Regions from separate parts of the Homo sapiens genome. Here region 1 is linked to region 2. A link is a contact called in ENCODE Hi-C or POLR2A ChIA-PET data. All regions are on one chromosome and are shown on one strand. Each heading gives the region's core, a stretch centred on a gene start or an enhancer-like site at or near the end of the contact. The rest is flanking DNA. Distances are from core to core; before and after follow the strand shown. Region 1 overlaps COPG2 (coat protein complex I subunit gamma 2). Region 2 holds the start of MESTIT1 (MEST intronic transcript 1, antisense RNA).

What was found. A loop is a pair of places that touch in the nucleus more often than their neighbours do. ChIA-PET counts read pairs that join two places held with the same protein, here RNA polymerase II (POLR2A). Pooled maps may share reads with other maps.
Region 1: a loop to region 2 is called in a map with no recorded cell type, with 2.6 times the contacts of the local background. The contact joins the enhancer-like site here to the promoter of MESTIT1 in region 2. A Hi-C loop is called at or near these places in 5 of 37 single-sample maps with no recorded cell type and 7 of 50 pooled maps. POLR2A ChIA-PET finds 5 or more read pairs at or near these places in 4 of 52 experiments (CD8-positive, alpha-beta T cell, activated CD4-positive, alpha-beta T cell, activated CD8-positive, alpha-beta memory T cell and 1 more).

Annotation. Positions count from the first base shown.
Region 1 is chr7:130,645,585-130,652,945 of GRCh38, forward strand. COPG2 (coat protein complex I subunit gamma 2) reads right to left here. Exons shown (of 24, transcript NM_012133.6): 5 at 7,285-7,361. Among named protein-coding and RNA genes, the nearest start is that of COPG2, 19 kb to the right of the region's middle. Within about 2 kb of position 3,532, at least 2 of the 41 ENCODE cell types and tissues checked have a DNase peak (open chromatin) inside an H3K27ac peak, as active enhancers do.
Region 2 is chr7:130,487,079-130,494,164 of GRCh38, forward strand. MESTIT1 (MEST intronic transcript 1, antisense RNA) reads right to left here and starts at 3,899. Exons shown (of 2, transcript NR_004382.2): 1 at 3,764-3,899; 2 at 1-2,889. MEST (mesoderm specific transcript) reads left to right here and starts at 5,007. Exons shown (of 12, transcript NM_002402.4): 1 at 5,007-5,261. The coding sequence starts at 5,236. RefSeq lists silencers at 1-88, 3,835-4,044.

The DNA.
Region 1 (7,361 bases), core at 2,282-4,781, 160 kb after region 2:
ACGCTCACCCATTTTTCCATTATTAACTGAAGAAACATGGGTGCTCTTTAGAGATTTTTTTCAAGATTAGGAAGCAAAAGAAAGAAGCCAGATAAGAACTCTAAGGTGGATGCCTACGGACACTCTTGCAAAATTGCCCTTGTTTGATGAGACAAATGAACAGACACTGTCACGGTGGAGAAGGACTCTCTGGTGAAGCTTTCCCAAGTGTTTTTCTACTAAAGCTTTGGCCAACTTTCTCTAAATACTCTCATAATAAGCTATTATCATTACTTGGCCCTCCAGAAAGTGAACAAGCAAAATCCCTCAAGCATCTCCAAAAACTGTTGCCCTGTTTTTGACAGGTCCACTTTTGCTTTGACTGGACCACTTCCACTTCCACCTCTTGGTAGCTATTGCTTTGATCATACTTTGTCTTCAGGATTGGACTGCTAGCCACATTTCTTCTCCCGTTATAATTCCTCAAGGAAATGTCTCAGGATCTTGATCTCACTTGTTTAAAACTTCCACTTAAAGCTCTGCTCTTGCCTGCAGCCAATCTAGATGCAATAGTTTTGACATCCATTAAATAGTTTGCTCAACTTTAATTTTATCAGTCAGAATTGGGTAAGGCTGAACCAAATGAGGTGTCCATACATTGGCTATTGCTGCTGTTAATCATCAGTTTTACAAATTGATGTAGATGGTCTGCTGCTGAAGACGAAGGGCTTCATGGTTAACATTGTCTCATCCCTTCTTAATACAACTTATCCATTTGTAAACTGCTGATTTCTTTGGGTCACTATTGCCATGCTTTTTTGTAACACATCGATAATTTCACCATTCTTCTACCCAAAGTTCACCATAAATGTAATGTTTGTTCTTGTTTCAATTTTAGCAGAATTGATGTTGCTCTGAAATGGATTATTTTCAAACGGATGTATTAGTGTCTCAAGCTAGTTACTGTTCGGACATGTTATTAACAAGTTAGTCATGAGTTTATATTTTAGTGCAAAAAAATTTTGAATTCTGATATGGTTTGGCTCTGTCATCTCCACCGAAATCTCATCTCGAATTGCAATCCCCACGTGTTGAGGGAGGTAGGTGATTGGATCATGGGGGCAGTTTCTCCCATGCTGTTTTTGTGATAGTGAGTTCTCATGAGATCTGATAGTTTTATAAATGGCAGTTTTTGCTGTGCTTTCACTCTTTTCTCTCTCTTGCCACCATGTAAGATGTGCCTGCTTCCCCTTCTGCCATGATTGTAAGTTTCCTGAGGCCTCCCCCAGCCACGCGGAACTGTGAGTCAATTACACCCCTTTCCTTTATAAATTACCCAGTCTCGGATAGTGTGTGTTTGTGTGTGTATATATATATACGTATATATATATATGCATATATATATGTGTATATATATATGTATATATATATATGTGTATATATATATGTATATATATATATGTGTATATATATATTTATTTATTTATTTATTTTTAAGATGGAATCTCGCTCTGTCACCCAGGCTGGAGTGCAGTGGTGAGATCCTGGCTCACTGCAATCTCTGCCTCCCAGGTTCAAGCGACTCTCCTGTCACAGCTTCCTGAGTAGCTGAGACTACAGGCGTGTGCCACCACATCAAGCTAATTTTTGTATTTTTATATGGGGTTTCCCCATGTTGGCCAGGCTGGTCTCAAACTCCTGACCTAAAGTGATCCGCCCCACCTCAGCCACCCATAGTGCTGGGATTACAGGTGTGAGGCACTGTGCCTGGCCTCAGGTAGTATCTTTATAGCAGTATGAAAATGGACTAATACAAACTCCATGGATATTTTTTCATAACACACATTTCCCACAAACTTTTTGAAGAACCCTCATAAGGCTGTTATGACATTCTTGTACAGTCTTTTTTGTGGCCATATATGTATTCATTTTCCTTGAGTAAATACCTAGAAGGGGTATTACTGGTCACAGGGCAGGTATATAATTAACTTTATAAGAAACTGCCAAAACTTTTCTACGGTGGTTGTATCATTCTACATTCCTATCTACAGTGTATGGGAGTTTCAATTGTTCCAAATGTTCGATATTGGAATAGGCTTTTTTATTTTGGTATTGTCAAGCTTTTTTGTTGTAACCATTCTAGTGGGTATGCTGTACCTCATTAAGATTTTTTTTTTTTTTTTTCGAGACGAAGTCTCACTCGGTCGCCCAGGCTGGAGTGCAGTGGCATGATCTCGGCTCACCACAACCTCCGCCTCCCGGGTTCAAGCAATTCTCCTGCCTCAGCCTCCTGAGTAGCTGGGACTACAGATGCCTGCCACCACGCCCAGCTAATTTTTTGTATTTTTAGTAGAGACAGGGTTTCACCGTGTTAGCCAGGACGGTCTCGATCTCCTGACCTCATGATCCACCCACCTCGGCCTCCCAAAGTGCTGGGATTACACGCGTGAGCCACCGTGCCCAGCCTATCTCACTAAGATTTTAATTTGCATTTCCCTGATGACTAATAATGTTAAGAACATTGTGCTTATTGGCCATTTGCATATATTCTTTTGTGAAGTATGTGCCTTCAGATTTTTTTAATCTCCATGGTTTCTTGCCAAGCCAACAAATTTTCTATGCATACAGAAAGGTCATCTATAATATTAGTTTTCTATTCCTGCTGTAACAAATTACCACAATTAGTGGCTTAAAACAACATGAATTTATTATTTTCAGTTCTGTAGATTAGAAGTCCAACATAAGTCTCACTGGGCTAAAATCACTGTGTCATTAGGGCTATGTCCATTTCACAAGCAAAATACATTCATTCACCCCCTTCCAAGATCCCCCCAAAGTCTCAACACACTGCAGCATCAATTCAAAGTCCAAAATCTCATCTAAATCTCATGGACTCAAAAATCTCAATCTTATTATCAAAATCTAAATTTGGTGTGGGTGAGACTCTTGGTATAATCCATCCTGAGGCAAAATTCCTCTCCATCTTCGGACCTACGGAATTAGAAAAGAAATCCCCTGCTCCCAAAATACAAGGACGGGACTGCCGTAGGATATAGTTACAGATATTCCCATTCAAAATGAAAGAAAGTGAAAGGGAAGACATCATTGGTCCCAAGCAATTCTGAAATCCAGTTAGGCAACCTGGAATAGGTCTCTGCACGGGCAGAATTCTGTAAAGTTCTCAGTTCCACCCTACAGGACTGCCCTTTTGCCCTCAGAGTCTTCCTTCCTTTTTCATAAAGGGTAACCAGCGTGTATTTAAAGCTGAGTAGTTTCATCGGCTTGTTTCCTGCCTATAGAATTTGGGGCTCTGATAGCCTTCTTTCACTTCATCCTCTCATTTCTTTTCTAATTCCATAGGTCCACAGATGAAGAGGAATTTTGCCTCCTCTTTGAGTCTTTCACTTCATCCTCTCTCTCTAGCTCTGAGTTGCTGCTGACGTAGAATTCTCAAAAACCTTGTGGGTCTACTGTATAAGTACAGAGACTCACTCCATTAGACAAGAGGCTCCTCCACAGATCTTGCCTAGATAATCCCATCTCTATTTCTGGCTTCTACTTAGATGCTAAGGGAATCTATGAGTCACACCCCTTGATCTCTTCAGTGTTTTGTGTGAGTGAATGCTCTGACCTTTTCATCTTTCTGAGGTTTCAGCAAAAGGTTGTGCAGTGACTCCTTTGGCTTTTTCTTTAGAGCACGTTTTCCTGACCGTGAAACTCCTGACTTTAGCACCCTTAGCCACTTGGGTAGACTAAGAATTTCCAAAATCATCAAGCCCTGGTTCCTTTTTGTTTAACAGGTCTCTTCTTGACTTATTTCTCTACTTTCAATTTTACTATTAGTGGCAAAAAGAAACTAGGCCATAACTAGGCCATAACTTCAACACTTTGCTTGGAAATCTCTTCAGTTAAACATCCAAGTTCACTGTTTGTAAGTCCTCCTTTCCATGTAATTGCAGTATACAAGCCTGATGAGCTTTCTGCCACTATAACAGGGATCCCTTTTCCTCTAATTCCCAACATTTTCCTCTGAGCCAGCACCTTTAATGCATTTCCACCATCTGTTCACAATGATTTAGGTATTCTCTAAGATGATAAATGTTTTCTCTATCCTGCTGCTCACTTTTTTCTAAGTCTAATAGAGTCATTAACATCCATATTTCTATTGTCATGGCAATCTAGGCGTTTTCTATCTTGCACCTCAAAATTCTTCCAGATGTGCTCACTGCATAATTCCAAAGCTACTTCCACATTTTTAGGTATTTGTTACGGCAGCACCCCACTTCCAGGTACCAAAATCTGCATTAGTCTTCTATTGCTGCTGTAACAAAGTACCACAAACTTAGAGGAAAATACAACATTCATTTCTTTATCTTACAGTTATAAAAGTTAGAAGTCCAACACTTGTCTCACTGGGCTAAAATCAAGATATCGGTAGGGCTACAGTCCTTTCCGGAGGCTAGAAGGGTGAATCCTTGCTTTTTCCAGTCTCTAGAGGTTACCACATTCCTTGACTCATGGCCCTCTTCCCCCATCTCCAAATCCAGCAACACTGCATCTCTGACCTTGTTTCCATCATCACATCTCTTACTGACGCCTCTTCTGCATCCCACTTCCATTTTTAAGAAGTGTAGTCCTTAAAGGGCCCACCTGAATGATCCAAAATAATCTCCCTATCTGCTGTTTTGCAATCTTAATTCCCTTTTGCCATGTAATGTACATATTCACAGGTCCTAGGAATTGGGACGTGGACATCTTTGGGTCACTATTATCCTGCCTACCACAACTACTAATCACTTAAAATGAACTATTAATAGAAATACACCATAATTCAAGGTAGCCTAGCAAAACTCAGAGGCAAGTATTGACAGCGCTAAAAGAAACAAACAAAAAACTCTCAGTCAACAACTAATTTATTTTAAAATTTTCAAAATATTAGTGAATCTAGCAATCTAACTGAAGGTTTTCTGGGTTTTTTTGTTCATTTGTTTGTTTTTTTACTTGTGGTAGACACCATTAGTTAACTAATCCGACATCCATTTTCAACCCCTTCTCCCTTTTCTGTCCCTAATACTTGGGCTATAAAATACTAAATACTCACTTTCCTGGCTTCCTAAGGATAGTCATATAACACAGTTGTGCCAAGTGAAATCTAAAAATTGCCTTGGGAAAAGATATTAGATTCCTGATGAAAGAGGCAGATGGTGTGGCCTTCCCTGGCTTCCTTCCCAGGACCCCTCTAGCCTTGAATATGGTACATTGCCAGTAATTTGGGCATCTATTTTGCAACAATGGAGAATGTCCAAAGAATTCAAGAGACACTACCCTGACACTGCTGAATGACTGAGCCAACACCAGCTACTCCAAGCCTCTAGACTTACGATTATATGAGAAAAAATAAACTCCCATCTTGTTTATGTCACTGTTTACATCTGCTTTTCTGTTATTTTCAGCTGAAAGCTTTCCTAATTGAAACTACATTCCATACTACTACTGGTTAAACACAAGCACCCTCCTCTACAATTTATTATGTTATACAAAACCAGATTCACTTCAATGAGTTATAGTAATTAAAAAGGCAACTATTTTAAAAATAATGTTCATTACACACTTAGAACTATAAATTATATATACTTATTCTAGGACATTTGCAAATTATAAAAAGTTTAAAAGAAAATAAATATCAGCCACAATCCCAACTATCCAGAGATAAGTCTGTATAACTTCTATCCACATTTTTTATATATATACATAAAATGTTTTTTTTTTCTGAGACTGAGTCTCGCTCTGTCACCCAGGCTGGAGTGCAGTGGCACGATCTCGGCTCACCGCAATCTCCACCTCCCAGGCTCCAGCGATTCTCCCGCCTCAGCCTCCCAAGTAGCTGGAATTACAGGAGCGTGCTACCAATGCCTGGCTAATTTTTTTGTATTTTTTTTTTTTTTTTTTTTTTTTTTTTTTTTTGAGACGGAGTCTCGCTCTGTCCCCCAGGTCGGACTGCGGACTGCAGTGGCGCAATCTCGGCTCACTGCAAGCTCCGCTTCCCGGGTTCACGCCATTCTCCTGCCTCAGCCTCCCGAGTAGCTGGGACTACAGGCGCCCGCCACCGCGCCCGGCTAATTTTTTGTATTTTTAGTAGAGACGGGGTTTCACCTTGTTAGCCAGGATGGTCTCGATCTCCTGACCTCATGATCCACCCGCCTCGGCCTCCCAAAGTGCTGGGATTACAGGTGTGAGCCACCGCGCCCGGCCAATTTTTTTGTATTTTTAGTAGAGAAGGAGTTTCACCATGTTGGCCAGGTTGGTCTTGTCCTGACCTCAGATGATCCACCTGCGTCGGCCTCCCAAAGTGCTGGGATTACAGGCATGAGCCACCATGTCTGGCACATAAAATGTTCTTTAAAGTGAGACTATATGGAATACGTAGATTGACTCCAACCCCCATTTAGCACTTTATGAAGACTTATTTATATCAGATGTTTCAAAAATATCTCCAAATTTTAAAATATTTTATAATATGATGATATGGTTAATTAAATAATTTTATCAATGGTAGACACGTAAGTTGTTTGTCCTTTTTTCTACTGTAAATGGTGTTGCAACAAACATCAATATATATAAGTTTTTCTGTGTTATGTCTGATTATTTTCCAAGGATAGTTCCACAGATGTGGCCTTACTAGGTCAAAGGGATAAAGCCTTTCAATTATTCAATAAATGTTGCTAAATTACTTTCTAGAAAAATTGAATCAATTTATTACTCTGTCTCCTTTGTACAAGAGTATGTCTCCCTTACACAAGTACTGAATGCTGCCTGTTTGCTTTTTTGCCATTTTGATGAGTAAAAAATATTATACCTCATTCTTGAATTTTTAATTTATGTTTTTTGGTTACTAGTGAGAACGACTATCTAAAGACGTTTAGATCCTTTATATTGGTTATTTGATGAATTATCACTTGTTTCTTTTTAAAAGTTCTTTATATATTACAGATGCTAGCCTTTGATGTATTTGTTGTAAATATTTTATTTCAGTGCACGTTATCTTTTACTTTTTAGTTTTATCCATTTTTATGAAAATTTTGATGCACTCAAATCTATCAGTATTATCTTTTGTAACTTCTTCCTTTGCTTTATCAGATAAGGATGGCTTTCACATGATGAAAACTTCATTTTAGAAAAGAATGCTTTAAGATATTATATTCTTTTAAATTCCTATTGGCTTTCTTATGGTCAAAAAATGAAATCAACAGAAAGCAAACAGCAAATATATAAGTATCTCATCCTAGATTTTGACCATTTACATACCTGCTTGTGACAATTATCACATCCTCAGAGATGGTAGCCATTTCTTTGATGGTAAGGTAGCACATTCTCCTCAATGT
Region 2 (7,086 bases), core at 2,649-5,148:
ATGTGGGAAGGTAGTAACAGGAAAAAAAAAAAAAAGCGAGAAAGAGCGACTGTGCCTGTGCTGAAGCCCTTTCCTCCTCCTAGCTCCCAGGCAGCTAGAAAATTGCCTGTCTGAAAGAAAGTAGCTGTTTTCCTTAGGGGACTGTGGTGAGTGACAAATGAGATGATATATGTGAAAGGGTAAAGAGCTATAAAAATGCAAGATTCTATTACTTAATTAGAATCCTTCAGCCTATTTATCTGTTTGAGTGGATAAAATGTCCTCTAGGTGTGGGATAGTGGGGCAGGAGTACCTGGTGAAGAAGTACCAGCTGTGGGATAATGGGATGTGTGGAGTAATGCAGAGGGTGTGTGAAGATAGTTTAGGGGTGCCCACTAATACTGTCACCTGGAGAAACAACCATCTGTCATTTAGGTTCATCTTATTTGGGTAAGAGATTATTCAGTTCCACTGCTTCCCTCGTCTGCCACTCATCTTTTGAGCTTTTTACAGCCAAACACTTTTACTCAAAAATGGGCCTGAAGAGGAACACACCAGTAGCTTCAGGGATATATTGGTTAATTTGTTTTTGTTTGGTTTTGTTTTTGAGATGAAGTCTCGCTCTGTCACCCAGGCTGGAGTGCAGTGACGCCATCTCATCTCACTGCAACTTCTGCCTCCGGGACTCAAGCTATTCTCCTGCCTCAGCCTCCCAAGTAGCTGGGACTACAGGCACACACCACTACACATGGCTAATTTTTGTATTTTTGGTAGAGACGGGGTTTCACCATGTTGGCCAGGCTGGTCTCGAACTCCTGACCTGAAGTGATCCGCCTGCTTCAGCCTCAAAGTGCTGGGATTACAGGCATGAGCCACTGCGCCCGGCCACATTGGTTAATTTGGTTGAGAGCGGGCTCGATGTGATTTTATTGATGATAATGTCTTCAATTTGCCTTGCCCTCAGTACAAAGCAGCATGTTGTACCAAGGGTTCTGGGCTGAGGGACATAACTAGGGAAGACTGAGCTGTGAATTTGTCCCCTCAGTAGAGGATCACCCTGGCCAAGTTCCAGTTCATCTTGGAGCCTTATTTTACATCAGATGGGAAAAGACCTTGCAGGTCATTCATTGTCTTACATGCAGAGCTCGCATACCTGCCACAGGGTTACCCAGCCCCCAGTGGACAGAGAATTTGTCCCATACCAAAATGGCTGAGCCACCCAATCCCTCTAGACAGCCCCTATGTTGGAAAATTCTTTATGTTGAATCGACATCTGTTTCTCTACAATTTGCACTCATTGGAGCCATACAGAATAAAATGTCTAATGCTGCTTCCACAAATATTTGAGGACTGCTAACACATTTCCTTCTTCTACTTACTCCACAAGGCTTCTTTTCTTCAAACCAAACATGCCCATCTATTTCAAACAGGGAGGCAGTGTGGAGTAGTGGAAAGAAGGCCAACTTTGGAGCCAGGCACATCTGCGTTCAGTTCCCAGCCCCTTCACATCCTAACACTTAGCGTTCCGAGCTGCCGTATCTCTCTCTGAAATCTGTGAGTGAAAATACTCATCTAGCCAGGCTACTGTGAGGATCAGGGATATGTTGGGTGAAGATCCATGCTCATGGTAGGAGCTTAAAATACGAGAACTGTTACACCTTCAGTTTGCAATTCATTTAGTTGACCTTCTCTGAACACATTCCTATTTGTCTCTGTTTCAATATGTATCTGCTCTGTAGAACAGAATAAAATGCTTTCTGTGAGTTCTAACCAGCATAATAGAGTAGGATTAGCTTATTTTTGGTACTTCCCCTCAGTCTGCAGTCACAGTAGCCTTTTTAAGGGTCCTGTCTTACTGATTCAGTAAGTTTCTCAACCAAAACCCCTTCGTTAACATGTGCTCCTGTTCAACCAAGTTTCTCCCATTATGAAGTGTTTTAGTTGATTTGAATCTACAATGATGGCTCTTGAAAGTGGCAGTCCCGGTTGTGTCTTGTTGTCTCCATAAATATCCTGCACTTGTCATATTATGGGTCTCAAACTGGGGTTAGAAAAATATGGTTCTTGAATCTGTGGTACCATCTCTGCTGATCCCATACCACTGTTGTGAATCAGCGAGATAATAAATGCAGAGCTTTCTACATGAATTTTTGCACAGATCTGAGGTCTTATCATGAGGCGGAACTGTGTTAGACTTGGAATGTGACAAGAATGTGTGATAAGCCACTGGCTGAGGGAGTACTACTGCATGAGATATCCTGCACAGTCCAGGATAGCATCTGTCCAGAGGAACTGAAAGGGTGCAACTTCGAGCAAGCCAGAGCCGACTTTGAATTTATGTGTGGCTGTGTGTTTTCTCAGGGCTCCAAGTGTTTTATACCTTGGGTCAAATTCTCCCCCTGCGGAGGAAGCTCCTTTCTGGAAGTAAATCAGGCACATTTAGAAGATTCGTTAACTCTTTGGCTCCTGGGGGATTATGGCCAGCATTTTCTCTCTTAGACTTCCCACAGCGAATTCCTGGTTGGGCCAAGCTGATATCTTTGAGCTGACTTCTGTACTCAGGGTTCTTCCAAACAGGAATATGCTTTCTCTGCCTAAGATCTGGGTTCCATGCCCATCTCAACCTCAATCCCTCCTTCAAGGAAGTTTTTCCTAACTCCTCGGCCAGACATCAATAATGTCTGAAGGGAGGATTTCTCCCGAGTGCCAGACTTGGAATTCCTGTTGTCTTCAGGAGCTCTCCCTGGCGCTCCCTCCTTCCCCCAGGGCCTTTAAACTGTTTCTCCTCCAGTCTGCCCACTTGATCCATGTGGGTAGACATGTTCCATGGCCTTCAGAATAAGATCTTTTGTGGGGTACTCAGTCCATAAACAGAAAATTGCCTTCATCTTGGATGCTGGTGTTTCTGGCCTGGTGAGAATGAAAGTGTGGAATTTGTTTGTAGGACTCAAAGTTTCCATTAACAATAAATATGAAAAATATATAATGCAAAGGCTTTTGTTATTGTTATTATTAAAATAGGAAAGCCTTTACCTTTTTGGAAGAACCGATTTAGATTTTGCAGAGTAATTCAGTCTTTAAAAGGTAGTGGTAGTTAAAATAGGTAATCTTTGACTTGTAAAGAGACTAATTTAAATTTTGTTAAGTAACCAATTAAGGCCATAAAGAGTTTAAATCCATCTGTGGCTTCTCATTTTCTCTAGAACAAATTCCTAATTCCCTACGATGAAATTCTCTTGCTATCCTAATTTTTTGCCGGCTCAAAGGACTAACCGTTTTCCCCAAACACGCGGCCCTGAGCCTCCGGTGCTTTGCGAAAGCCGTCCCCTCCGGCTGGAATGTTCTTTGTCTCTCTGGTAAATGTCTATTCATCATTCAAGACCACCCTTCGCCCCTCCCCTTAATTACTTCCTCCCCTGTGCGCCCTCAAATTCTTGTACTCATTCAAGCAGTATTTATTAGGGGCCAGCTTTGTGGCCGGCACCGTGGCGGGCTCTGGGGCTACAAAAGGTGAATAATACTTGGGCTCTGCCTCTGAGGGCCTTACACGTTAGGGAGGAGTGGGTCAACTGCCACAAACGTCGCTAGGAAATTAAAAGGAAAATTTTACAAAGTGGCAGTTCTTGTCTGTCTTCCCCTCCAGATGGCCCGTGTGTTGTTTTCGGGCCGGGGCTATTTCTCATTTATTTCGCACCCCCGGTTCTTAGTGCCCTGTAGGTGCTAAATCAGCATTTGTTTCATGAGTGCTTTTTCTGGGGGCAACCAGACCCCTGCAGAAGTGTACCTGTGTTGTGCCAGAGGTTCTGATGATAGGCTTATAGGCGGTAGTTTCCTCAGTGTCCGTGGGTCGCCCCCGGTCCCGGGTTGGATGCCCCGCGGTCCAGCACCGAACCTTTCGGGGTGCAGAGTTGCAGAGCCGCGGAGGGCCCGGGCCGTGCGCAGCCGAAGGGAGGCCTGCAGCGCCCCCTCTGGATGCAGCGGGCACCGGCCGGCCGCCCCGCTCACCCGCTCGCACCCCACGTTTGTTCACCAGTATTTCAGTTTACGGTCAGAAAATGAACACAGACACTTCGTGATACTCTACACTTTTCAAAGGCGTAAGGGATGCCTTTTAAAGGATTATGGATTAGAAAAATTCCTCCCTCTTTCTTGTGCCTCTGGGCCCTTGCATTGTGATTCTATCTTACGTAAATAAAGGGGGCTTTGCTCTCCTAATTGTGCCCACTGTTCTGTGCAGCGCGGACCGGCGCATGCAGCGAGCGGGGCTGCGAGGGCGCTGCTGTGGCCAGGCGTCTGGCATGCTGACCACGTCGCGCTGCTGTAAAGGAAACCTGCCCCGCGCAGCGGCGGTGGCTGGAGCGGGAGAAACCGGACTTTGTGCAACTTTGGCCATAGTGGCCATCCCATGAATCTGTTTACTAGCTTGGTGGTGGGTCCAACAGAGCTTGTTGCTCCCTAGCCGCTTGCTCGTGCCCTTGGTGGTTACCGGTAGTTAAGCTTAGGGCGCATAGGGCCCTCGTGGCTCGCCACCTCTCACGGTTCAGTACCCACGCTTCGAACGAGGGATGGGAGCAGGCGCCACGGCCGGCACCCCAGAGCCCTGCTGCCCCTTAGTTCGAGCGGCCATCCTCCTGTGGGGCTTGTGGGCAGCCTGTGGGGTTTGTGGGCGGCCTGTGGGGTTTGTGGGTGGTCTAAGGAAAGAGTTGGGGCACTCAGGGGTCTGCTGTTTTTGCCCGTGGCCTTAACTCATCAGGGGAGGGTTTCTGCAGCAGAATCTCGGGCTCAGGGTTGGCGGTTAACGAGGGAGCAGCGGGGTCTTGGGGAGGGGGCTCGACACCCCTGAAGGTGCCCCCTAAAGGAGCCACTGTTAGAGGGGCACCCCATCTTTGTGGCCATGGCGGTGGTAGAGCGGCTGGGAGGGGCTCTGCGGCGAGCAAGGGAGCAGGCGGTAGGGGTTCTGCGGCGATGGGCGGGCTAGGGGCGGGGCGCGGGTGGGCTCTAAAAGTCGGTGCCCACTCGCTCCGCGCTGCCGCGGCAACCAGCACACCCCGGCACCTCCTCTGCGGCAGCTGCGCCTCGCAAGCGCAGTGCCGCAGCGCACGCCGGAGTGGCTGTAGCTGCCCGGCGCGGCGCCGCCCTGCGCGGGCTGTGGGCTGCGGGCTGCGCCCCCGCTGCTGGCCAGCTCTGCACGGCTGCGGGCTCTGCGGCGCCCGGTGCTCTGCAACGCTGCGGCGGGCGGCATGGGATAACGCGGCCATGGTGCGCCGAGATCGCCTCCGCAGGTGAGTGTGCGGTGGGAACGAGGGGGTGTGGCTGGCGGCCCTGGGACTAGGGCGCAGGCGAGCGGAGGACTGTGTGCCCGTGTCCGAGCTGGGGCTGCCTCTGGGCGAAAACTCTACCGACAGGCGGCACGCATTCCGCGCCCGCTCTGCCTACTTGAGGAGGGGGTGTCACTCCTGCCCGCAATGGAATGTTCAGAACGCGGGACCTCCTTGGGTTAGGATTTCTAGACCCCGGGATCGTCGTGGTGAGATTTAGGATTTCTGGACCCCAGCGTCATCTTGATATGACTTAGGATCCATAATGACCCTGGTCTCACCCTGATGCGAATTGGGATTTTTAGATCCTGGCATCACCCTGGTGCGATTTAGGATTTTTATACTCAGTCATTGCTGCAGCATGATTTAGGATTTCTAACCCCCAGCATCGCCCTGGTTTGATTTAGGATATTTAGACTCCGGCTTCCCTCTGGTGCGATTCAGGATTCTTAGACTCCGCCGTTGCCGTGGCGCGATTTAGGATTTATAGATCCCGGCAAAGCCCTGGTGCGATGTAGGATTTTTAGAACCCCAGCATCGCTCTGGTGCGACTTAAAGGATAGGCCCCAGCATCGCCCTGGTGCGATGTAGGATTTTTAGAACCCCGGTGTCTCCGTGGCGCACCTTAGGATTTCAAGAACGGGATAATCGCAGTGCCGAGATCGCCGCGGTGCAGCTTAGGATTTCAAGACCCAGGTATCACGGTGGCGGGAGTCACCGCAGTGACTAGAACTCGCAGTGCCCGTCAGCCGCCTTAAGTATTTTTCAGATTTCAGTAACAAGCGCGAGTGAGAACGGCGATGTGACCAAACTGTCATGTTGCGCAGGGATTGTTCACCTTGGTTTCGCGGGTTTTCAAAGTGGTTCGTCTCGCGGCGACGCCATCAGGTGGGCGGCAGGTTGGGTGGTATTATTACGGGAGTGTGTTTTTCTGTTTACAAGATGAAGAAATCAAGGCTCAGAAATTTTTGGAAAGTTTGTTACTGGAGTTTGCTTATTGTCTCCGCTCATGGCTCATCAAATAGTTGGGATTTTGGCCAAAAAATGTTTGCTTAACCCATTTTGCCTACTGACGGCTAGGTTGCTTCACTTCTAAAAATCCTAAAAGTTCATGGGGGCATTTTTACTGAGGTAATAAGACAAAAAATGGCCCCCTGAGAGGTTGCCTCTTTGCTTTCTTGGAGTAAGAGGAGGAGGGTGTGGAGGGGGGTGTCCAGGAGTGGAGTATGTTGGTCGATAGCCTCGTTTTTTAACCCCCCACTTTCCCTGAGCAGCGGCGGGGAAGCCTCCCCATTTGCCGCTCTGGCCGCCCCTCCCGGGGCTCTCTGCTGAGTCACTGCAGAGATTCAGCTGCTGGAACCCCGGGGATGAATGCGATGAGAAGCACTGGGGGAAAGGAGTAATGAAATCTGCACATGAAAATGTATACATTGAAGTACAGGACAGATAGGGCTGGGCAAATGATCGTCAAAACCTAATGGTTTTTGTCATCTGACCTTTCAAGGAGATACTGGGATACAGCCTGCTATTGTTGGGTGAAAACTGTGATATAACCATCATGTTCTGGCACTTTTTTGAACCATTTCTAGTATTACCTTGAGAAGTAGGACCAAATGGTTCTATCCGTCTTATGGACAGGTACTTTGGAGAAAAAAAGAAATGACTGCCCTAATAATGCCTAAAAAATAGCCTGGGGAGCTGACATTGTTTAAGAAACATGGTTATTTTACCACTGTAAAACCACAGGCTTGTTTTTAGATTTTAGCAAAAAGTATCAGGGATATGGGGG